7 separate regions of the Homo sapiens genome follow, and regions 1, 2, 3, 4, 5 and 7 are each linked to region 6. Evidence: chromatin contacts called from ENCODE Hi-C or POLR2A ChIA-PET data. All regions are on one chromosome and are shown on one strand. The core of a region is the stretch at or near the end of the contact, and the rest is flanking DNA. Distances in the headings are between cores, read along the strand shown. Region 1 holds the start of TRPV2 (transient receptor potential cation channel subfamily V member 2). Region 2 holds the start of GID4 (GID complex subunit 4 homolog). Region 3 overlaps PIGL (phosphatidylinositol glycan anchor biosynthesis class L). Region 4 overlaps TOM1L2 (target of myb1 like 2 membrane trafficking protein). Region 5 overlaps RAI1 (retinoic acid induced 1). Region 6 holds the start of MPRIP (myosin phosphatase Rho interacting protein). Region 7 holds the start of RAI1 (retinoic acid induced 1).

What was found. A loop is a pair of places that touch in the nucleus more often than their neighbours do. ChIA-PET counts read pairs that join two places held with the same protein, here RNA polymerase II (POLR2A). Pooled maps may share reads with other maps.
Region 1: a loop to region 6 is called in a pooled map, with 10 times the contacts of the local background. The contact joins the promoter of TRPV2 here to the promoter of MPRIP in region 6. A Hi-C loop is called at or near these places in 1 of 37 single-sample maps with no recorded cell type and 5 of 50 pooled maps. POLR2A ChIA-PET finds 5 or more read pairs at or near these places in 1 of 52 experiments (HEK293).
Region 2: a map of CD4-positive, alpha-beta T cell shows a loop between it and region 6 (21-fold over the local background). The contact joins the promoter of GID4 here to the promoter of MPRIP in region 6. A Hi-C loop is called at or near these places in 2 of 168 maps with a recorded cell type or tissue (B cell and CD4-positive, alpha-beta T cell) and 8 of 50 pooled maps. POLR2A ChIA-PET finds 5 or more read pairs at or near these places in 1 of 52 experiments (activated CD4-positive, alpha-beta T cell).
Region 3: a pooled map shows a loop between it and region 6 (6-fold over the local background). The contact joins the enhancer-like site here to the promoter of MPRIP in region 6. A Hi-C loop is called at or near these places in 1 of 37 single-sample maps with no recorded cell type and 5 of 50 pooled maps. POLR2A ChIA-PET finds 5 or more read pairs at or near these places in 1 of 52 experiments (activated B cell).
Region 4: a loop to region 6 is called in a pooled map, with 2.8 times the contacts of the local background. The contact joins the enhancer-like site here to the promoter of MPRIP in region 6. A Hi-C loop is called at or near these places in 2 of 50 pooled maps. POLR2A ChIA-PET finds 5 or more read pairs at or near these places in 2 of 52 experiments (AG04449 and OCI-LY7).
Region 5: a loop to region 6 is called in a pooled map, with 10 times the contacts of the local background. The contact joins the enhancer-like site here to the promoter of MPRIP in region 6. A Hi-C loop is called at or near these places in 1 of 37 single-sample maps with no recorded cell type and 8 of 50 pooled maps. POLR2A ChIA-PET finds 5 or more read pairs at or near these places in 1 of 52 experiments (activated CD4-positive, alpha-beta T cell).
Region 7: a pooled map shows a loop between it and region 6 (4-fold over the local background). The contact joins the promoter of RAI1 here to the promoter of MPRIP in region 6. A Hi-C loop is called at or near these places in 1 of 168 maps with a recorded cell type or tissue (CD8-positive, alpha-beta T cell) and 6 of 50 pooled maps.

Annotation. Positions count from the first base shown.
Region 1 is chr17:16,414,159-16,416,858 of GRCh38, reverse strand. TRPV2 (transient receptor potential cation channel subfamily V member 2) reads right to left here and starts at 1,288. Exons shown (of 15, transcript NM_016113.5): 1 at 1,026-1,288. RefSeq lists enhancers at 8-57, 318-387, 1,338-1,457 and a silencer at 498-617.
Region 2 is chr17:18,037,987-18,040,686 of GRCh38, reverse strand. It overlaps GID4 (GID complex subunit 4 homolog), which reads right to left and starts at 1,279. Exons shown (of 6, transcript NM_024052.5): 1 at 785-1,279. The coding sequence starts at 1,222. It overlaps ATPAF2 (ATP synthase mitochondrial F1 complex assembly factor 2), which reads left to right and starts at 1,519. Exons shown (of 8, transcript NM_145691.4): 1 at 1,519-1,806. The coding sequence starts at 1,674. RefSeq lists enhancers at 271-330, 1,481-1,590, 1,731-1,780, 1,791-1,860 and silencers at 681-1,270, 1,281-1,370.
Region 3 is chr17:16,286,385-16,289,084 of GRCh38, reverse strand. The region is part of intron 2 of PIGL (phosphatidylinositol glycan anchor biosynthesis class L); the gene reads right to left. Among named protein-coding and RNA genes, the nearest start is that of MIR1288, 5.7 kb to the right of the region's middle. RefSeq lists enhancers at 759-808, 829-878, 1,139-1,268, 2,353-2,700. Within about 2 kb of position 1,269, at least 26 of the 41 ENCODE cell types and tissues checked have a DNase peak (open chromatin) inside an H3K27ac peak, as active enhancers do.
Region 4 is chr17:17,957,244-17,959,943 of GRCh38, reverse strand. The region is part of intron 1 of TOM1L2 (target of myb1 like 2 membrane trafficking protein); the gene reads left to right. Among named protein-coding and RNA genes, the nearest start is that of TOM1L2, 14 kb to the left of the region's middle. RefSeq lists a silencer at 1,601-1,650. Within about 2 kb of position 1,368, at least 22 of the 41 ENCODE cell types and tissues checked have a DNase peak (open chromatin) inside an H3K27ac peak, as active enhancers do.
Region 5 is chr17:17,753,923-17,756,622 of GRCh38, reverse strand. All of the region lies in intron 2 of RAI1 (retinoic acid induced 1), which reads right to left. Among named protein-coding and RNA genes, the nearest start is that of RAI1-AS1, 11 kb to the left of the region's middle. Within about 2 kb of position 1,407, at least 6 of the 41 ENCODE cell types and tissues checked have a DNase peak (open chromatin) inside an H3K27ac peak, as active enhancers do.
Region 6 is chr17:17,041,207-17,043,906 of GRCh38, reverse strand. It overlaps MPRIP (myosin phosphatase Rho interacting protein), which reads right to left and starts at 1,450. Exons shown (of 24, transcript NM_001364716.4): 1 at 936-1,450. The coding sequence starts at 1,058. It overlaps LOC124903938 (a long non-coding RNA gene), which reads left to right and starts at 1,582. Exons shown (of 3, transcript XR_007065644.1): 1 at 1,582-1,636; 2 at 1,999-2,126. RefSeq lists an enhancer at 1-763 and a silencer at 1,426-1,885.
Region 7 is chr17:17,680,136-17,682,835 of GRCh38, reverse strand. It overlaps RAI1 (retinoic acid induced 1), which reads right to left and starts at 1,378. Exons shown (of 6, transcript NM_030665.4): 1 at 1,043-1,378. RefSeq lists silencers at 1-667, 654-826, 838-917, 978-1,117, 1,148-1,657 and an enhancer at 736-1,337.

The DNA.
Region 1 (2,700 bases), core at 39-2,538, 630 kb after region 6:
GAGCTCTAAGAAGAAATAACTGGGAAAACCACTAGACTATCAAACCCTTCATTTTGCTGCCAAGACTACTAAGGCTTAGAAAGGGGGAGTGGCTTTCCCAAGGTCGCCAGTTGTTGGCAGAGCCGGATCTGACACCATGCGTCTACCATGACGTTCCTCTTCCGTTTTCAAAGCCTTTCAGGGTCTGTCTATATTTTCAGTCTGATTCAGCTCTGAAGGCATCGAATACTACCTTTGTGTGCCTCAGGGCCTCTGGGGGCTTCACGAAGGGAGGGAGGCCCCTAGCCTGTGGCCCAGGCTCTCTCCACCACGCTGCCTCAGGCCCTAGGCTGGCCTAGGAAGCTCAGCAAACAGCACAATCTCACCCTCACAGGAAAACTGAAACCACAGCCTCCATCACTTGGCAAGGGTGGGGCCTCGGTCAGGGTTGGGGAACCCTCATGGGCCCAGTGAGCAGGATCAGAAAGAAGAAGGAGTCAAAGAGTGGTAAGGAGACAGAAGGGTGGAGAAGGGGGCAGGGGGCAGGGGGCAGAGAGCAGAGAGGAGCGGCACCAGCAGAGGGAAGTGGAGAGGGTAGGCTGGGACCAGGCCCTGGGGACCCGGGTGGGGTATTTTCCCATGGAAACATGGGAGGTGGGGAGCTGCCTGGCTGCCTCAGTTTGCAGATGTGACCCACCACCCTTTCTACACACACTGGGGCAGAAGGGTGCTCTTTCCGTTTCATACCGTTTAGCCCATCTGTGTCCCCAACCAAACCCTGGCCCATTCCTCCAGCCCTAGACTCCCAAGCCCCAGCAGCAACAGTTGTCTGTCCAGCCCCCACCCCACCTCCTGGGACCCTCACCCACCCTGGCAGCAGAGGAAGGGGTGTGGAGGTCCAGGGAGAGGGTGCTGGAGCCCCACACAGACCCTGGCTCCAGGCTGTAGAAGCCAGGAGCCCACTAGGCCTTCCCCACCCCATCATTCACTGTCAGGCTTGGAGACCCGGCCCCCTCCAACGTCCCCAGCATTGCCCACCGACTTACCCCGCAGGCTGAGGCCAGGGCGTGGCGGCTGCTGGGATCCCGGAGCTTCTCAGTAGCAGGGGCTGCGGGAGGAAGTGAAGCCGGGAGGGGCTGCCGGCGCTGACAGCAGAGGAGCGGCGGAACCTCCCTCCCCAGCTCTGAGCACTAAGCTCCAGCAAGCAGGTTCTGGTCTCTCGGTCACCCTCAGCCCACCTGGCCAGCCGGCACGGTGGAGAACGGGAGCTTAACTCTCCCCTGTCAGGACAGGCTAGCCACCAGAGACTGACCATCTGGACACACCCTGCTGCGAATCAGGCTCCACCCCCACCCCTCCCCCTTCTAGCCACTAAGGTCTCAGGTGGGGGTGGGTGACACTCAGAGGCAGCCCTTGGATGCTGGGGACTTGCCACCCATGGAAGCTGCCATGGATGGGGGATTCTTCCCCAAGTCCACTGACAGCTATCTCCTCCCCTTCTCCACCACATGCCTTCCAAGCAGCCGTGTGGCCCATAAATGGGCCTGAGTTGACCCATGGCAGGGGAGAAAGCTGATGTGGACAGCCCCCAGGGAGAGGCTCAGCCCAGCAGATGCCCCTGGGAACACAGTCCCACCCACCCATCCACCCAGCAGTTGGGGGACTTTCCCACCTCCCAGGACCTTCTCCCAGCCTCCTGACCCCAGGACTCTGATGGCTAAAGTTCCCCTAAAGGTGCTCCAAGCACCAGCCAGCAGGTGGAGACAAGGAGGTGGGCACGCACTGCTAAAATCAGACCTCACCACCAACGGGGCCCTGGTCTGGACTCAGTCTTGGAGCTTGGGGACCCAACCACCACCGAAGTAGCCCTAGGAATCTCTCTCCCTCACTCCCAAAACCTGGCATCAGCTCTTCCTCCAAAATTTGTCTTTCTGAGTGGTCCAAGCCACTATCACTGCTCCCCTGGGCAACTGCAGCCACCTCCAAACTGGTCTCCCTGCTTCATTCTTGCCCCACACTCATAATCCATTTCTCCTTATAGCAACTGAAGTGACCTTTTAAAAATGGGAACCAGGGCCGGGCGCAGTGGCTCACACCTGTAATCCCAGCACTTTGGGAGGCCGAGGTGCATGGATCACTTGAGGTCAGGAGTTCAAGACCAGCCTGGCTAACATGGCAAAACCCCATCTCTACTAAAAATACAAATATTAGCTGGATATGGTGGTGGGCACCTGTAATCTCAGCTACTTGGGAGGCTGACGCAGGAGAATCGCTTGAACCTGGGAGGCGGAAGTTGCAGTGAGCTGAGATTGTGCCACTGCACACCAGCCTGGACAACAGAGCGAGACTCTGTGTCAAAAAAGAAAAAAAAAGAAAACCAGGTCACCTAACGCCTTGACTTAATCACAAAACCTCACCCATGGTGCTTGGAATAAAATGCAAACTCCATACCATGAGCCCTCAAAGTCCAGATGCCCTTCTCCATCGCTATCCGTCACTCATGGCAACCCTGTCATGCACATTACACTCTAGGCCTGCGCCATCCAATAAGATAGTCACTAGCCACAATGACTGTTTAGATTTAAATCAATTATAATAGGCCTCACGCTTGTAATCCCAGCACTTTGGGAAGCTGAGGTGGGTGGATCACCTGAGGTCAGGAGTTCCAGACCTGCCTGACCAACATAGTGAAACCCCATCTCTACTAAAAATACAAAATTA
Region 2 (2,700 bases), core at 30-2,529, 1.0 Mb before region 6:
AGGAAGACTGGGAAAAGACTGCAAATGGTCCCAGAGCAGGGGCAGGAGGCCTGGGGGTGGAGAAGCTGGAAGGAGCTGGGTGCCTGGACCATGAAGAGACAGAAGCAGTGAGTGGAACAGGGGACCCAGGAGGCAACATCCCAACAGACTGTGAGCAGCACTCAGGGAGTGAGTGCCTGGTCTTGAGGTGAGGCCAGGGCCTGACCAATCAGTTGCGGGTTAGGTGCTCCCCCGTCTGGGGGTCTGATGAAGCCCTCCTAAGGAGATCTCAGGAGGAGGAAGACCCCAAGGTCTGCGGATTCCTGGAACTGAGGAAGGGGCAGGAGGACATGTCTCAGGTCTGAGAGAATCTGACGTGGGCCCAGACATGGGGAGGGTCCCAAGTCTGGTGAAACCAATGGAGAGTTCTTCAGGGTCTGAAAAGGGCTGGTGGCAGTCCCTGATCTAGGGACGACAGGTCATGGGGAGGAAGGACCCAGGCCTTCTCCGAGTCATGAGGGGCTTCCGGATCCCAGACGGGCCGGTCACGGGCTTCAAGTCTGGGAGTGTTCGGGGTCCGCCAGGAGCCGGTCACGACGGGCTCTGGGTCCGAAGGGGCAGGTCAGGGCTGGGGCTCGGAGAGTGTGAGACACAGGCTGGGAAGGTCCCGGGTGGGAAGCGCCGGGTGCAGGAGGCCCCGGCGGCGAGGGCCTGTTCCGCGGCTGCGGGGTCGAGGAGCCGAAGCGGGCACGGCCCGTGAGCGCCGCGAGGAGGCCCTCGGGCCCCGGCCCGGCCCGGCGCTCACCTGCAGCACCACCTCTACGTCGTACGAGTTCCCCTTGCTCTTCTGGTGGCCGCGGAACTTGGAGCCGCTGTAGAGCAGGCTGGTGGCCACGCCGGGCTGCTGGGTGTTGATGGGCGGCGGCGGGATGAGTGAGGCCGCGGAGGCAGCGGAGGCACCGGCCGGCGGGGGACACTCGGTGCGGACCGGCATCGCGGGGTCCCCCGGAGCCAGGGCTGGGGGGAGTGGGAGAGGAACCGCCGCCGCCGCGCGGGAGCCGAGGAGGGTGGCGGGGAGGGAGAGGCCGGGGCGCGCACGCGCGGGGTGGGGGCGGGAGGGGCGACCACCCGCCCGCTGCCTGCGGAGCAAGCGCTCCGGCCGCCACCGGGACCCAGGGACCTGCGAGCAGGGCCTCCCAGTCCTGAGCTGGGTCCCCCTCCCGACTTGCCCTCGCGCACACATACACACACACAGACACTCACAGACACACAACACACAAACACACACAGACACACACACACCCCGCCCCTTCCGATTGGCTCAGGCGAGCCTGGGGGGCGGGAGCAGGCTCAGGCGGCGCTTCCGCCCATTGGCGGGAGGAGAAAACACGTGGCGCGGTGCGCGAGCGGCCCGCTGGGACTTGTAGTCTCCTCGCCGAGGCGCGGCGTGGAGGGGGCGGGGCGAGGTGCGTTTGTGATGCTGATTGACTGGGGGTGTGCGCAGGAGGCGCGCGGCGGCGACGGCGCGCCGTAGGTGTCATGCGGAAGATGGCGGCGTCCAAGGGAGGTTGAGGGCTCTGAGGAGGCGTTGAGAGGTTTCCGTACAGCCCGACCGTGCGGCTTTGGGGATCCCATCGCTCTGTGTTTCCTGCTCCAGGTTTCGCGTCTCGCATCTTCCCAGACCCTCGGGCGCGATGTGGAGGAGCTGCCTCCGGCTGCGGGACGGGGGACGCCGTCTCCTGAATCGGCCGGCGGGTGGCCCCAGCGCTTCTATGAGTCCGGGGCCAACCATCCCGTCTCCAGCCCGGGCTTACGCCCCGCCGACAGGTAAGACCATGACATGTTCTTTTGGGTTGGGGCCGAGCTGGGGTAAGGTGGGCTTCGGGCTTCGGCTGTGCAAAGCGAAGTAACTGAGGCAGGGTTCAGGCTCATGAGGTTATGCAGGCCAGTCAGGTCTTTTTACAGATGAGAAAGTGAAGCCCAGACAAGGGCAGACGACCCGAGAGGGAACAGCGAGTCACGCACGATACAGTAATTGATATTTGGCCTGTGCAGGTTTTCTCAAAGCTTATGGCTGCCCTCCCTTTAATAAGGAAAGCAGGTGTCATCTTTGTTTTCAAAAGGGGAAGTTTGGGCTCTGAATCAGGACTTCGTCTGGGTTACAGGCAGACTCTCTCAGAGGTTTGTGGTGTCTGTCTGACTGTTTTCCGTGTCTCCACTGCCCAACACAAGACCTGCCCAGAAGGGACCTAGAACCTGGGCCTTCATTCCTCCATCCCGGGCACTTCTGCTGCAGGTTTCCTGACTTTCCCTCCTACCACAACCTCTGCCATCTGCAGCCTTCTCTCCTAAATAGAAATTGACACCTCCACCTCTGACTGTGGAGTCACCTCCACCTCCAACTCTGATGAAGCTTAGAAGTAGTGGCTCTTTCATTGCTGATGGTGAGTGGTGTCAGGGTAAGAGTGAGAATGACTCATTTCAGTGAATGAAGAGCAGTAACACCCTCCCACCATTCAATTAGTTTTATTGTGCTGGAGGCAGGAGGCACGGTTGTCTTTAAGACCCACCTGTATGTATTGGTAGAGAAGCTCAATTAAAGAAGAAAAAGGCCCACCTGAATGATGTTCACTGTTCATTGCAAAAGGTTATAATATTCTGATTAAATTGTGGTTTATAATATCCTGATAAGGGACATACAAAGAAACTGTGAGAACACAG
Region 3 (2,700 bases), core at 20-2,519, 750 kb after region 6:
GCTCAAAAATTATAAAAGACAAGCTCTGAAATATCCGGTAAGGTTGTACCTTGCACCTAGACCTTTGAATACAGAGACCTGTGGTCTTTGCACTCCATCACTTTACATCTCAAATCAGTCAGGTGGTGTTTCCTGATAAGAAGCCAGCAAAAGAGAACTGAGAATAAAAGGCAAAACTTTCAAGATGGTTCACAGGGGAAATCTAGGACTACTTAAAACATTAAAGAGACCTATTAAAGAATTTTTAGCTAGGTGTGGTGGCTCACGCCTGTAATCCCAGCACTTTGGGAGGCTGAGGTGGGCGGATCACCTGAGGTCAGGAGTTTGAGGCCAGCCTGACCAACATGGAGAAACCCTGTGTCTACTAAAACTACAAAATTAGCCGGGCACAGTGGTGCGTGCCTGTAATCCCAGCTACTCAGGAGGCTGAGGCAGGAGGATTGCTTGAACCTAGGAGGCAGAGGTTGCGGTGAGCCAAGATCGCGCCATTGCACTCCAGCCTGGGCAACAAGAGCGAAACTCCGGTTTCAAAAAAAAAGAAAAAGAAAAAAAAGAAAAGAAAAAAAGAATAATAGTAATAGGCTGGACGCAGTGGCTCACGCCTGTAATCCCAGCACTTTGGGAGGCCAAGGCGGGTGGATCACGAGGTCAGGAGTTCAAGACCAGTCTGGCCAACACGGAGAAACCCCATCTCTACTAAAAATACAAAAATTAGCTGGGCGTGGTGGCAGGCACCTGTAATCCCAGCTACTCGGGAGGCTGAGGCAGGAGAATAGCCTCAACCTGGGAGGTGGGGGCTGCAGTGAGCCGAGACTGAGCCACTGTACTCCAACCTGGGCAACAAGAGTGAGACTTCGTCTCGAAAGAAAGAAAGAGAAAGAAAGGAAGGAAGGAAGGAAGGAAAGAAAACAGGTAATTTAGAAAAGAAGAAATGCAAACGGCCAACATATATTCCTTCTGCTTCTCAGAAAGAATCAAATAAATGCAAAATTAAAGCAAGATGTCTGTGTTGGAGAAAGACACAGAGAAAGGGGCACTGTTATGTACTGCTGTTATGAGTTTAAATTGCTACATCTCAAGAAGAAGGTAACTTGCCTATATGTGAATATCTGTGCCCTTTGACCCTGTGTTTCTAGAAATCTAACCTAAGGAAATAATTAGAGAAGCCTAAAGGCCAACGTCAGCTCAGGCAGAGAGATATCACTTTCACCGCAATTGGAGTGGAAAGAGGTCGGCAGTTCTGTTGCTCTGCACCAGGGAGCAATTTCTCTAACTTCCTGAATTGTGGCTTATGAAATATGCTAAAGATAACACAAGAGTTTTTTTGGGCATGTTCAGAGTAAGAGCAAAGAAAGCACAGATACACCCACGGTAAGGAATGTCAACGTATAACAGGACAAAAAAACCCTAGTCACTAAACTTTAATTTTGCTTCTGACTTCTCAGTCAAAAAGAATGAGACTTAGACGAAAGAGGAACAGAAATATATTTAGAGGAATTGAATTTTGAAAACAAAAATAAGTCTGTGAGAGAACTTCTTAAAGGGCTCTGAATGTATTCGAGTCTCAGCTCCCCTAGGAAGAAGGCTTAGTGTGTACTTTATTGGGGACTGTGACCCCAGGAGCAGAAGCCACTGACAGATGGAGAAGGCAGGGAAGCAGGGATGCTCTACTGATGTGGCCCTACTTATGGGCACTGGCTGTGTGTTCCCACAGGACTGTCTGAAAGTTGTAAGAAAATCATCTTACAACTGTCCATCTTCCCAGGAAGATAAAGAAGGAAGTATTTATCTCCATAGGCTGTTAGCTCTCTAATCTTTCAGAGTTGAGCCCGCTTGGGGACCCCCGGGCAATCGCAAGCCCTGGGGCAGACAGCAGGAGGAGCAGTGTGGGCCTGAGGCGAGAGGCTGTGAGCTGGAACCAGCCTGCGGCTTCTCGGTGCCTGCGCAGCCATGGCTGGAGAAAGGCATCTGGAGGGGTCCCCAGGGACCCACACCACCAGAGCGGGGCTCCGAGAGAATGAAATCATTGTACATTTAAGTGATCTGGACTAAGCACACACTATGTGCCAAACAGAGGGCTGAGTTTTAGGGATATAAACATGAATACAAGTCATGGTCCCTTCCCTTAGGAAGCTTAGGGCCAATGAGGCAGAGGTTCGGACTGCTGCAGGATGAGCAGTTTGCTGCGGGAAGGAGAGATGGGCAGGGGAAGAGGTGAGGAATCCAGGCAGGTTCGGGGTACCATCAGTCAGTGGCTATTGAAGCACATGAGGCACCTCATTAACATGATGGCATTGCGCGTCTGGCTCTGAGGAGAGACTACTATTTTGGAAGCTAAGAACACAACAGAAGAAGCCAACTCTTGCCAGTCTTTTAAGTGTGACTCGTAGAAGCCCGACGACTCCTTCCCTGGGGTGTATTTAGCAAACACAGTGTTAATACCTCTGGAAAAGGCCCCAAACTCGAAGTCCCGCCCTAGACCTTAATGTTCAGGAAACAAGCCAGGCTAAAAGCGTTCATTAAAATAACGTTGTGGTTTTTTCCCCCACTGGCTGAATATCCTCAAACAGTGACCTTTCCTACACATTCTAATGAGTCACACTGGCCGGCACATTTTAGTCGGGAGAGTCATGGAAACCCTTTGTGAAAATCTGTGGGGTTGTGGGTCCGTTCAGTCACCAGGTGCTGGTGAGGGAAGCC
Region 4 (2,700 bases), core at 119-2,618, 920 kb before region 6:
ATGGATGGAGGAAAAGACGGAATTTAAACACATGCTAAATTGTCTAACTGACCAACTTGCTTTTAAGACATCACCAGCTGCTCTTTTAATCATTAATGAAGCATAAGCCTTGTAGTCTGGGAGGCATGTCAAAAATTCTGTTTCGGGTTTTGGTTTAAAATTGAGTGTAATGGAGAGAGACTGATTCTTTCATCTCAGAGAATTGGGCTGTCTTTGAGAGCTGGGGACAAGAACTGGGTCCTGTAATAGGACACTGTGGAGTTTTTTTTGCTGCTCCTCAAAGGAGAAATCACACAGATTTCTGGCACGTCATTAGTCGAAATAGGAAATGAGGCCTGAGAAATGATGTTGCTTGGGGTTTGAAAGCTGAATTTGCTAGTGGCTTCCAGAGAGCGAGAGTCTCCTATGCTAACTGTGGAAATTCTTAAACCAGCAATTCAAAGAATCAGAAGACTCTAGTTGAAAGGGTCTTAGTGGTATTTGGTCCAACCCTCTAATTTTTGCAGGTTGTGGAAACAAGGCCAGAGAGGGTGTCTGTGATGTATGACATTTCTGACAGCAAATGTGCAGGGATTTTTTTGTTGTTTTTGTCTTTTTTCTGATATCAAATGGATGTCCTACAATTGAATTCAGTTTTGACACTAACTACCTGGAGCTGGTGCGGACCCCAGAGGTTAAGGGCTCAGTCCCACAAGACTGCCCCCACTTCACATGCCAGTCACAAGTTCCTGGTTACCATCTGTACTTCCCATGACCGGCTATAAATTGGGGATTCCCGTGATGCCTTCCCCATGTTTGATCATATGCTTGAATGGCTCACAAAATTCAGGACAACACTTTACTTACATTTTCGTGACAAAGGATATAACTCAGCAACAGCCAAATGGAAGAGATTCATCGGGCAAGGTGTGGGGAAGGGGCAGAGAACTTCTGTGCCAGCCTCCCAGCACCTTTATGTGTTCAACTTGGAAGTTCTTTGAACCCCATCGTTTAGGGGTATTAATGGAGGTTTCATTATGTGGGCATGAGTGATTAAATCTGGCCATTGGTGAATAACTCAACCTCTAGTCCCTCTCCCCTTTCCGGAGGTAAGGTGGGATGAGGGTACGGCTAAAAGTTCCAACACTGAAATGTACCTTGGTCTTTCTGGCTAGGGAGCCCCAATCTCATTAGCATACAAAAGACACTTATCTCTCAGGAGATTCCAGGGGTTTTGGGTGAGGTGTGCCAGGAACCTGGACAAAGACCAAATATATATTTCTTACTGTATCACAGTAGGAGACTTGCCAAGGTCCCACAGTGACTCAGTTTTATGACTCTTACATGTCTTCCTATTTAGCTCACAGCCTCTTGCCAGTCATTTAGATATTTGTATATGGGCAGGGAGGGTAAGCATGGGGTAGTAAGTCTGTCATTTTAATGGAGTGGAAATTTTCAACTCAGCCTCATGAAGGTAAATACATTTTATTGTTTGAAAGTTAGTCTCCTGTTTTTGACTGGGCTTGGTTGGGGGTACTATTTAGCTCTAGATTTGATGGTTTAAATGAAATTAGCTCATAAAATCACCAATGGTCTTCTGTTTTATCTACTTTTTCTGGCACTGGTCCAGACCAGAGAAACCAATCCCAGGCTAGGACTGGGAAAGTCTGGGACTGTTCACTGCTCTGCTGCTGATTTGCTGTGAGACTTTGGGTGGGGCACATCCTGTCAGTTACTCATTTGAAGAGCATGGTTTGTTCGTTCGTTTGTTTTGAAGAACAGAGGTTGAACAAGCTTTCCAAGTTCATTTCAGACCTAAAGCTTAAGGCCCAAATCAAAGTGGCTTTTAGTTTTTCTTTTCTTTTTTTTTTTTTTGAGACAGAGTCTTGCTCTGTTGCCCAGGCTGGAGTGCAGTGGCACAATCTCGACTTACTGCAAGCTCCACCTCCTGGGTTCACACCATTCTCCTGCCTCAGCCTGCTGAATAGCTAGGACTACAGGCGCCCACCACCACGCCCGGCTAATTTTTTGTATTTTTAGTAGAGACGGGGTTTCACCGTGTTAGCCAGGATGGTCTTGATCTCCGGACCTCATGATCCGCCCACCTCGGCCTGGGATTACAGTCGTGAGCCACCACGCCTGGCCTAGTTTTTCTTAAGACTTACAGCTTTCCATAAGAGACTGTACATACCTATGAATCATATGTGTGTGTACGTGTGTGTGTGTATAGCCTGTGATATGTAAGTATATACACACATGTAAATACATGCACACAGGTAAATATATACATATACATATTTTATATATATTTTATATAAATATGTTATACTTTATATATATTTTGTGTAAATGTATATATATTTGCCTTCTAATGATTTTCACTGAGGTAGTTTACTTGTAGTAAAATGCATACATTTTGTTATAATTTTGACACATGCTTACATGTTGTCACCTTACCCCATCAAGATACGCACTGTCAACCTCACCCCAGAAAGCTCCCTCAGGTCCCTTCCCAGTTAATCCTCTCCTCCAACACACTGCAGAGGGAACCACTGATCTTTTATCTCTTCTAGAAGTTCATGAGTGGAGTCATACAGTATATGCTCTTTTGTGTTGAATCCCAGTGATATTTTGAAGAAGAATCATATGCATTGTTTTCTCTACCTGCCATTTTGAAAGGCTGTATAAGGGAGTGGTGGCTCATGCCTGTAATCCCAGCAC
Region 5 (2,700 bases), core at 158-2,657, 710 kb before region 6:
TGAAGCTAGCACACTTTACTTGACTGCATCTACCTTTATACGTAAGGGAGGTAAAGGTGAAGAACAAGACAGTGGAAAGCAAACACACTATTTCAAAGGAGTTTCCAAAAATAAAAAAATTCATTCATGCCAGGTGCAGTGCTCACACCTGTAATCCCAGCACTTTGGGAGGCAGAGGCAGGTGGATCACCTGAGGTCAGGAGGTCCAGACCAGCCTGACCAACATGGAGAAACCCTGTCTCTAATAAAAATACAAAATTAGCCAGGCATGGTGGCAGGCACCTGTAATCCCAGCAACCTGGGAGGCTGAGGCAGGAGAATCACTTGAACCTGGGAGGCAGAGGTTGCGGTGAGCCGAGATCACACCATTGCACTCCAGCCTGGGCAACAAGAGCAAAACTCTGTCTCCAAAAAAAAAAAAAAAATTCATTCACTCCTGCTGTGGCCAGGCACCCCCGTGCCAGGTCCCATGATGGATGCTTAAGTTTCGCAGGCTCCAGAACTCCTGTCCCAGGGGAACAGGGACACAGGCAGTCCCAACAGGCCCTGCAATAACCAACCAGACCCCACATGGAGGCTGGCCAGGCCCTCCTGGCTTTCCATGGTGGCTAGGGCTCACGTAAGGACTGGGTGCACCGAGGGCCGCACTGGGGACACTGGTCCCTGGTGAGCTGCAAAGAGCGGCCAGCTGGATTTATCACTAAAGGGAGAGGGTTGGGGATAGGGAAGGGTGATGTGTGCAGAGGGTACAGCCCTGCCCAAGCTGTGAGGCACGGCAGGCCTTGGGGTGAAGAGAAGGCGGGCTTGACAGGGTGTAGGCCGGGTCTGAGGGATGCTGGGTGCCAGGGGAGGAGCTGGGCTTTGTCAGAGAGCCCTGGGGCGACCCAGCCAAATCTGAGGGTCAGGATGACATGACCCCATGGGAGAAAGCATGGCTGGGCCCAGGATAGGATAAGCAGGGAAGGATCTGGGGGGACGCACCCCTGCTGGCTAGGACACTGACTGATGGAGGAGGACATGCTCCTTGGAGGGACTAAGGGTCTCTGCTGGAGAAATGCCCCCAAACAAAGAGCTCTCTCCTGAGTCTACCACCCTCTGCCCTCCCTGGGCTCCAATGTCCAGGCCCCCTGCCCTTCAGTCAGGCCCAGCTGGGGCAAGTTGGTGAGGGTGACCCCAAGGTCGTGGCAAACAGGGAATGCCAACTCACCCTGCCAAGTGGTTCCAGTGCCCAGTGCTCTCCCTGCCCTCCTAACTCTAGGCCTACACCTCTCCTTTCTGCATCACTCCCGCCCCATCCACCCAGGGAGCAAAGCTGCCAGAAGCTAGAGCCCACTTAATCAGCCACTCAGCATTCCATAGAGCTGTATTACACACCATGCGCTGGGCCCTGTGTGGAGGGCTCACAGTCCAGCACTGGGGTGCTGCCAGGCTCTTGGGGTGACAGTGTGTAAACAGGCCTGCTAAACCAGGGTGGCAGCACCGTGACAGGAAGGCTCAGGCTGTGGGAGCTCAGAGGAGCCCTCTAAACAGTCCAAACGTCAGGCAAAGCCTTCAGGGGGAGGCATGGTGTGAATGTTGTGGGGGTACAGCTATGGCTATTTCCTCTCCTCTCCTGACCTCCCCGCTGTCGCACTCCAAAGCCTGTGTTCATAAAGCCGCTCCAGACAGGTGGGCCTTCTCTAATCCAAATTACCAGCCCTCTCAGAGCCTCAGTTTTCCTGATCTATAAAATGGACCCAATGAATGTAGACTGGGAAAGTGCTTACCAAGCACCTACTATGTAGTTACTCCTCTCTCCCACCCTCTGTGCAGAGACGGGCCTTGCACCCTTGCCCTATCTTCCTAACCCAAGTTGAGGCCTGGTGGCAGCCCCCCAACCACTGCCCAAAAACGCTTAGGGCTCTGGAGTACCAGGAACTGAACACTAGTAGGTACAGGCTGTCGGATATTATTTGTTATGGCTTTAATAACAGTTTACAGAGGGCCGGTTTCCCATGGCTAAGGCACATAATTTCTGTAACTTTACTAGTGCCACTAACTTGAGTTGTCATGGGAGGCAGGAGGGGAATTAAAGATCAGGTTAGGGAGGCTGGGCGCAGTGGCTCATGCCTATAATCCCAGCACTTTGGGAGGCCGAGGCAGGCGGATCACCCGAAGTCGGGAGATAGAGACCAGCCTGACCAACATGGAGAAACCCCGTCTCTACTAAAAATACAAAATTAGCCAGGTGTGGTGGCGCATGCCTGTAATCCCAGCTACTCGGGAGGCTGAGGCAGGAGAGTTGCTTGAACCCGGGGGGCTGAGGCAGGAGAACTGCTTGAACCCAGGAGGCGGAGGTTGCGGTGAGCCGAGATCGCGCCATTGCACTCTAGCCTGGGCAGCAAGAGCGAAACTCTGTCTCAAAAAAAAAAAAAAAAAAAAAAAAAAAAAAGATTGGGTTAGGCGAATGGCATAAAATGCCTTTGTACAAAACAGGAAGACACCCCAGGTGCCAGGCTGCACAGCTGGCCAGTGGCTCGATTTCTTCCAGGGATCCTTGTACAATGTACAACTTGTACAACCATACACTTTGGCCCTAGGTTCAGGTGAGTGTCAGCATGGAGGCCTTTCCCCAAATAGGTCTCCCCTGCTTTACAGACCACCCAGCCCAGGTATGAGACCTTGAGATCCAATGCAAAGTTGAAGTGTGTGTGGACAAGC
Region 6 (2,700 bases), core at 201-2,700:
CATTCAGGAGGCTGAGAGAAAGCTCTGAAGAGGATGGAGATGATGGCCGTGGGGAGGGTACCGAGGCACATCCCAAGGAGGTGCACACAAGGCTCGGAATCCTGGAACACTAGGAGTTCAAACAGCAATCACTGCAGGGGTTCCCAAGGGCCATGGGGGCTGCAGCCAAGCCTCTTGGAGCCTTTCATCAATACAAATTCCCCATCTCCCCAGTCACTCCAGGGCGGGGGCCCCAGAACTCTGTGTTTAATGGCTATGACTCTAATGCACGTTTGGGAGTCATAACTAGTTCAAAGCCCTGTTTGACAGTTAAGGCTGGGAGACAGAAATCAACTTTCCCGAGGACCCACAGGTCTCCTCACCCCTCGGCCAGTGACCAGGGAACTGGTCCCAGCTCCCCGCTAAACTACGGCCTGCCAAACTAAGTTCAAGAACAAGACCCTCCTCGCCAGATTTGGACACCCCTTCACCTCTCTCCAGTGCTTGACAGTGACGATGATTCAGAATCGGGGCAGGCTGCGTCCCACTAGACGGAAGCCCACAGTCCTCCCCAACAATCCGACCCCTGGGCCACTCTGGCTGGACAAATCCAAGTCCAGTCCCAAGCCAGAATCTCAGGGGGGTCCCGTCAAGCGGCATGCAATCCCTAAGCGCTTTGTTCCTACTAAGCGAAACCAGGCACTTTTGAGTCACCCAAAAAGCATGAATCACACAGCCGGGCAATGGGAACGGGAAAGGATGTTATTTTTCGGCATACTCGAGGATTTTCCCTTTGTCCCAGCTCTGTCAATGCACTTCCCGTCCCCGTCCCCATGCCCCAGGACTCGCGCATTTCCCTGCTCCATTTTTATTTTCCCTGCAGCCCTTGGCGGCGCCCCGGCCGCCGACCCGCGGCTCCCAGAACGGAGGTGTCCGGGCCGGCCCCAGTCGCTCACCTGCGTCAGGTCCTCGTCGTTGAGCAGATGCGACTCGCGGGGCTTGAAGCAGTTCTGACACTTGCTCTTGTTGAAGATGTTGGCCTGGAATTTCCTGCACGGGTTCTCCTTGGCTGCCGACATGGTCGGCGCGGCGGCGACGGCGGCGGCGGCGGCGGCGCAGGCCTGGCCGGCCTGGCGCTCCCGGCGGGCTAGGGGCTCAGCGCGGCCGCGCCGCATCCCTCGCCGGCCCCGCCGCAGGCCCGGCCCGGCCTCCTTCCCGGCGGGCGGTTCGCTGCACGCGCCGAGGCTCCTGAGCCGCCCGGGCCTCACAGCGCGCGCGACGCCCAGCTCCCGCCCGCACCGCCGCCGCCCGGCCGCCGCGGGCCCATGGACGCGGCCTCGGGCCCGCTGCTTCCCGCTGCGGCCCGCCTCTCAGGCTCCGGTCGCCGCCGTCCCGGCTCGTCCGCGCCGCCGCAGCTGCCCTCGGCGCCCCGCGGCCGCTGCAAATGGGACCGGAGCGCCTCACGCACTACGGGGGCGGGCGGGCGGGCGGGCGGGCGGGCGGCCGGGCGCGGGGAGGTGCCGGGGCGTACGGGGCGGGGCCGCGCCCGACGCGATCGGCAGCCCCACCGGCCAATGGGGTTGGCGCGCTCTCGCTAACAAAGGAACCTCTGGGCCAATGGCAGTCGGGGGCGGGACCGAGGGCCGCCGAGCGCAAGGTAAGTTGTGCAGGCCGGGAAGGTGGGGGCGCCGGCATGGGACGTTCAGGTTTGGTGGACTGGCGCCGAGGCCGGCCGGGCTGACAGCTGCAGGGCCCGGGCGGGGGATGCGGGGGAAGGCGGAGCCGACCTCAGGCTGCCTCTCTGCAACCCCCTCGCTCCCAGGCTCGCCTTCCCGCGCCCACGCTGTACACCCAACGGAGGCATCTTCCCCAAGCCCAGCTCGGAGAGGATTAGTTTAGCACCTACTGTGTACCAGGCCCCCTCGTAGGAGTCAGTTAGCGTCGGGAAGGGCTGGATACTCCAAGGGCTCGCTCATTAAAGGTTCGCAACCTCTCCTTTCTCATCCCCATTTTACATAGGAGGAGACTGAGGAGCAGAGAAGTAACAGCGGGTAGTATTTCAAGGGATGACTAAGAGAAGATGTCAGCGGACTTGAAGAGCTGTCAGCTCCATTAGGGGAGATGAGCGAAGGCTGACTCTCTGCCAGGTGCTGAGCTAGGCATTCTTTCCCCCATGATGTGCTTGAGGAAATGAAGGGTCAGACACCTGGAGTAATTTGTGTAGGATCACTCTGCTAGGAAGGGGCCGAGCTGTCACTCCCGTCCTCCATTGTCCAGCCTCCTGGCCAAAAGACAACCTGGAAAAGGCTGTCAAAGGCTCAGGCAGAAGGTTGCAGGAGCCCAGAGAGGGGAGAAATGCGCTCTTTAGAAAAATTCGGGTGGCTTCAAGGAGGAGGGGAAGTTTAAGTGGACAGTGAGAGGGTTGAGTGTGGCTGGAAGTGGAGATAGGGGAAGAAGGAGCAAGAGGGATTGGAAGAGGGCTCTATCACCCAGGCCTTGTATTCCAAGCCCAGGCGTGCACATGTCATCCCACTGGCAGCTGGGAGTCATGGTGAGTCTTTAAACAGGGGGGTGAGCTAACCCAGCCTTCACGGAGGAGGTGACATTGGAGCATGTGGTAGTGGCAGCCACAGCAGCTGTCGCTCAGGGAATGGAGGAGGTTTTAGGAGGAGAAGTAGCAAATGCTTCCAGAGCTGTGTACTTTTCCACGGATCATCTGGT
Region 7 (2,700 bases), core at 129-2,628, 640 kb before region 6:
CGCGCAGGAGAGCACCGCGGCAGCCCGCACTCCGGCCCCTGCGTGGACTGGATAACGACCAAGAGCCCCAAGAAAGAAAACTGCTAGCCGGGAAAACGGGCGCCCCAGGAAGCTGGGGCCGCGACGGCCTAGGGCCTGGCTGGTGTTTCGCTTCCCCTCCGCCCCACCACGGAGGCCCCTGGCGCGACCAGGCTCCAAATGTCACCCTCGCGTCCTGCCACCCCTTGTCCCCGCCGCACTCGGCCCCCATGTCCTCCTCCCGGGTTCCCTGCCTTCAAGGCGCGTGAGAGGGGGGGCCGGCCTCGAAAAGGGCGGCGGGCTGCGCCGCCGTCTGTGGGGCGCAAGGCTCGCGTGTCCGGGGCCCCCGCCCGTGACGTCATCCCCGAAGGGCCCGTGCCTCCCGGGCCTGGCCGCTACAGAGCTCCCCAGGTCGCGGGGGCCGCTTCCTGCCCGGCCTCGGGGCCTGCGCACAGGCCCCGGGGCCGCTGCCCGGGTAGGGACACCGCAGAGAGCCCGAGCACCCATCTCGCCACGCACGGCCTTCGCCGGCCCTGACTCCCAAGCGATGGCCACGCCGGGCCCGGGTCACGCATGGGGAAGTCAGCTCCCCGTCCCCCACCTCGGACGCACTCACAAAGCTCACCTCCGCCCCCGGCGCCCCGCGAATGCACCCCACGTCCCCACCCCACGCTCCGCAAAGACTCCGCGCCTCGGCGCAAGCAGATCCCTTGCCACACTCGCCCCTCGCGCCCCCATGCCCCCACCCGACCTCAGCTGGCCGCACATCCCCCAGAAGACCCTCAGCCGCGGCGCAGGGCGCCCCCACCCTGCAGCTCCCCAGACGTCCATCCGGTGACCTCGCGCACCCCCCACACCACACAAAGCAAGGACCCCGCGGACCCCACATCTCCACCCAGCGCGCGCGCTCGGCGTCCGAACCCGCCTCGGCTCATCACCCGGCCTAGGATCCCGACGCCTCGCGCCGCCCCCGCCCCGGGGCAGGATACACTGCGCCCCCCGCGCCCCGGCGCTCGCTGCTCACCTCGGCGCCCGCGCTCACTCGGGGGCCTTGGGTCTGGCGCTGCGACTTCGCGGCCCGGAGGCCTGGGTGGCCATGGGGGTCGGGGCGCGGCGGCCCGGCCGGCCCGCGGCCAGGCAGGAAGGAGGGTGGGCCGCGGCGCCCCCTCCTCGCGCCGGCGCTAGGGCCGCGGGCAGGGCGGCCTGCTCGGCTCGCCTCTCGCCCTCGCTGCACTCGCTCTCCCACTCGTCTCTCGGAGCCCAGCCGCGGGCGGGGGCGGCGCCCGGGGACGCGGGGAGCGGGCCTTGGCCGCGCACCCGGCCGGGCCTGCCTGGTGTCCGCGGGTGCCGCGAGGAATGCGATCCCCTCCGCACAGGAAGAGCGGACGAGCGGACGGGCGGGCGGGCGACGCGCGGGGGGAGAAGGAGAGCAAGAGCGCGAGGAAAAAAGTTCCCGGGCGGCCTGGCTGCGCTCGCTCGCGGCCCCGGGCGCCAGGTGGGCCGTGCGCGCCCCGACAGCACCCCCTGGCGGTCCGCGCGCCCCACTGCGCGCCCCCCGCCCGCTGGCCGGCCTGCGGGAGGGGGCCTCTGCGGTGGGATCCCGGTGCGGCCTGGGAGGACACTAGCGCCCTGCGTACAGGAGCTTCCAGCGTCAGGCCAGGCCCCCACCCTCACCCCACCATTAGCCCTCACCTGTGCCCACTTCTTTGCAGTTTGAGAAACATTTTCGATTTCAAAACTCCATTGGCTTCATGTAAACTTCATTTACTGGGCACCTGGCACCTTGCTGAGTCTTGAGGAATCAGCAGAGACAATGCGGTCCCTGCTGTCGTGGAGCTGGCATCCTGGTGGGAAGAGACAGACAGCAAACAAATGCTTAGATACATGACGAAGATAATTTTAGAGCAGTAAGTGCTAGGACGAAAATTAGCAGGTGAAGTGACGGCTAGGGCTCCTTGGCTGGGGGAGAGAGAAGGAGGCCTGTCTGTGCAAAGATCTAAATAGCAAGAGGAACCGCCATGGGTAGAGTCTGGGAAGAGCATTTTGTTCTTTTAGAGGCAGGGTCTTGCTGTGTTGCCCAGGCCGAACTTGAATTCCTGGCCTCAAACAGTCCTCCCACCTCAGCCTTCTGAGTAGCTGGGACTACAGGGGCCTGCCCTCCTGGGAAGAGCATCATTGGCAGAAAGAACATCAAGTGCAAAGGTCCTGAGGCAGGAGAGAACTTGGTGAGTAAGTGGAATTGTGAGGAGGCCGTCAGCAAGGGGACAAGTAATGGGCACATTGAAGTCAGAGCCATATCGGGAGGGCCAGAGCCTGCAGGGCTGCAGAGAGCTCAGTGAGGAATTTGTTTGCAATTCTAGTGCAAGGAAGGTAGCCACTGGCAGACTTTAAACAGAGGCATGTTGAATGAGAGAGTCCTTGCATGAAACTTAAGGTACAGACCTCGGAGCAATTTCATGCCTAGGTCTCTACTTGCCATAGCTCAGGTGGGAGCTCACTGCCACCTGCTTGGGAAGCCTCTCAGCCCCACCCAGGCTCTAGGGTCTGTGGGATATGACCCCATTAACAGCCCCATCGAAGCCTCCCTCATTTGTCCTTTGGTAGGGCAGAGGGGAGCTGGTCAAGGCATCAGAGCTTGTGGGTGACCTGGGACAAGTGAATCCTGCATCTGCAAAATAAGGT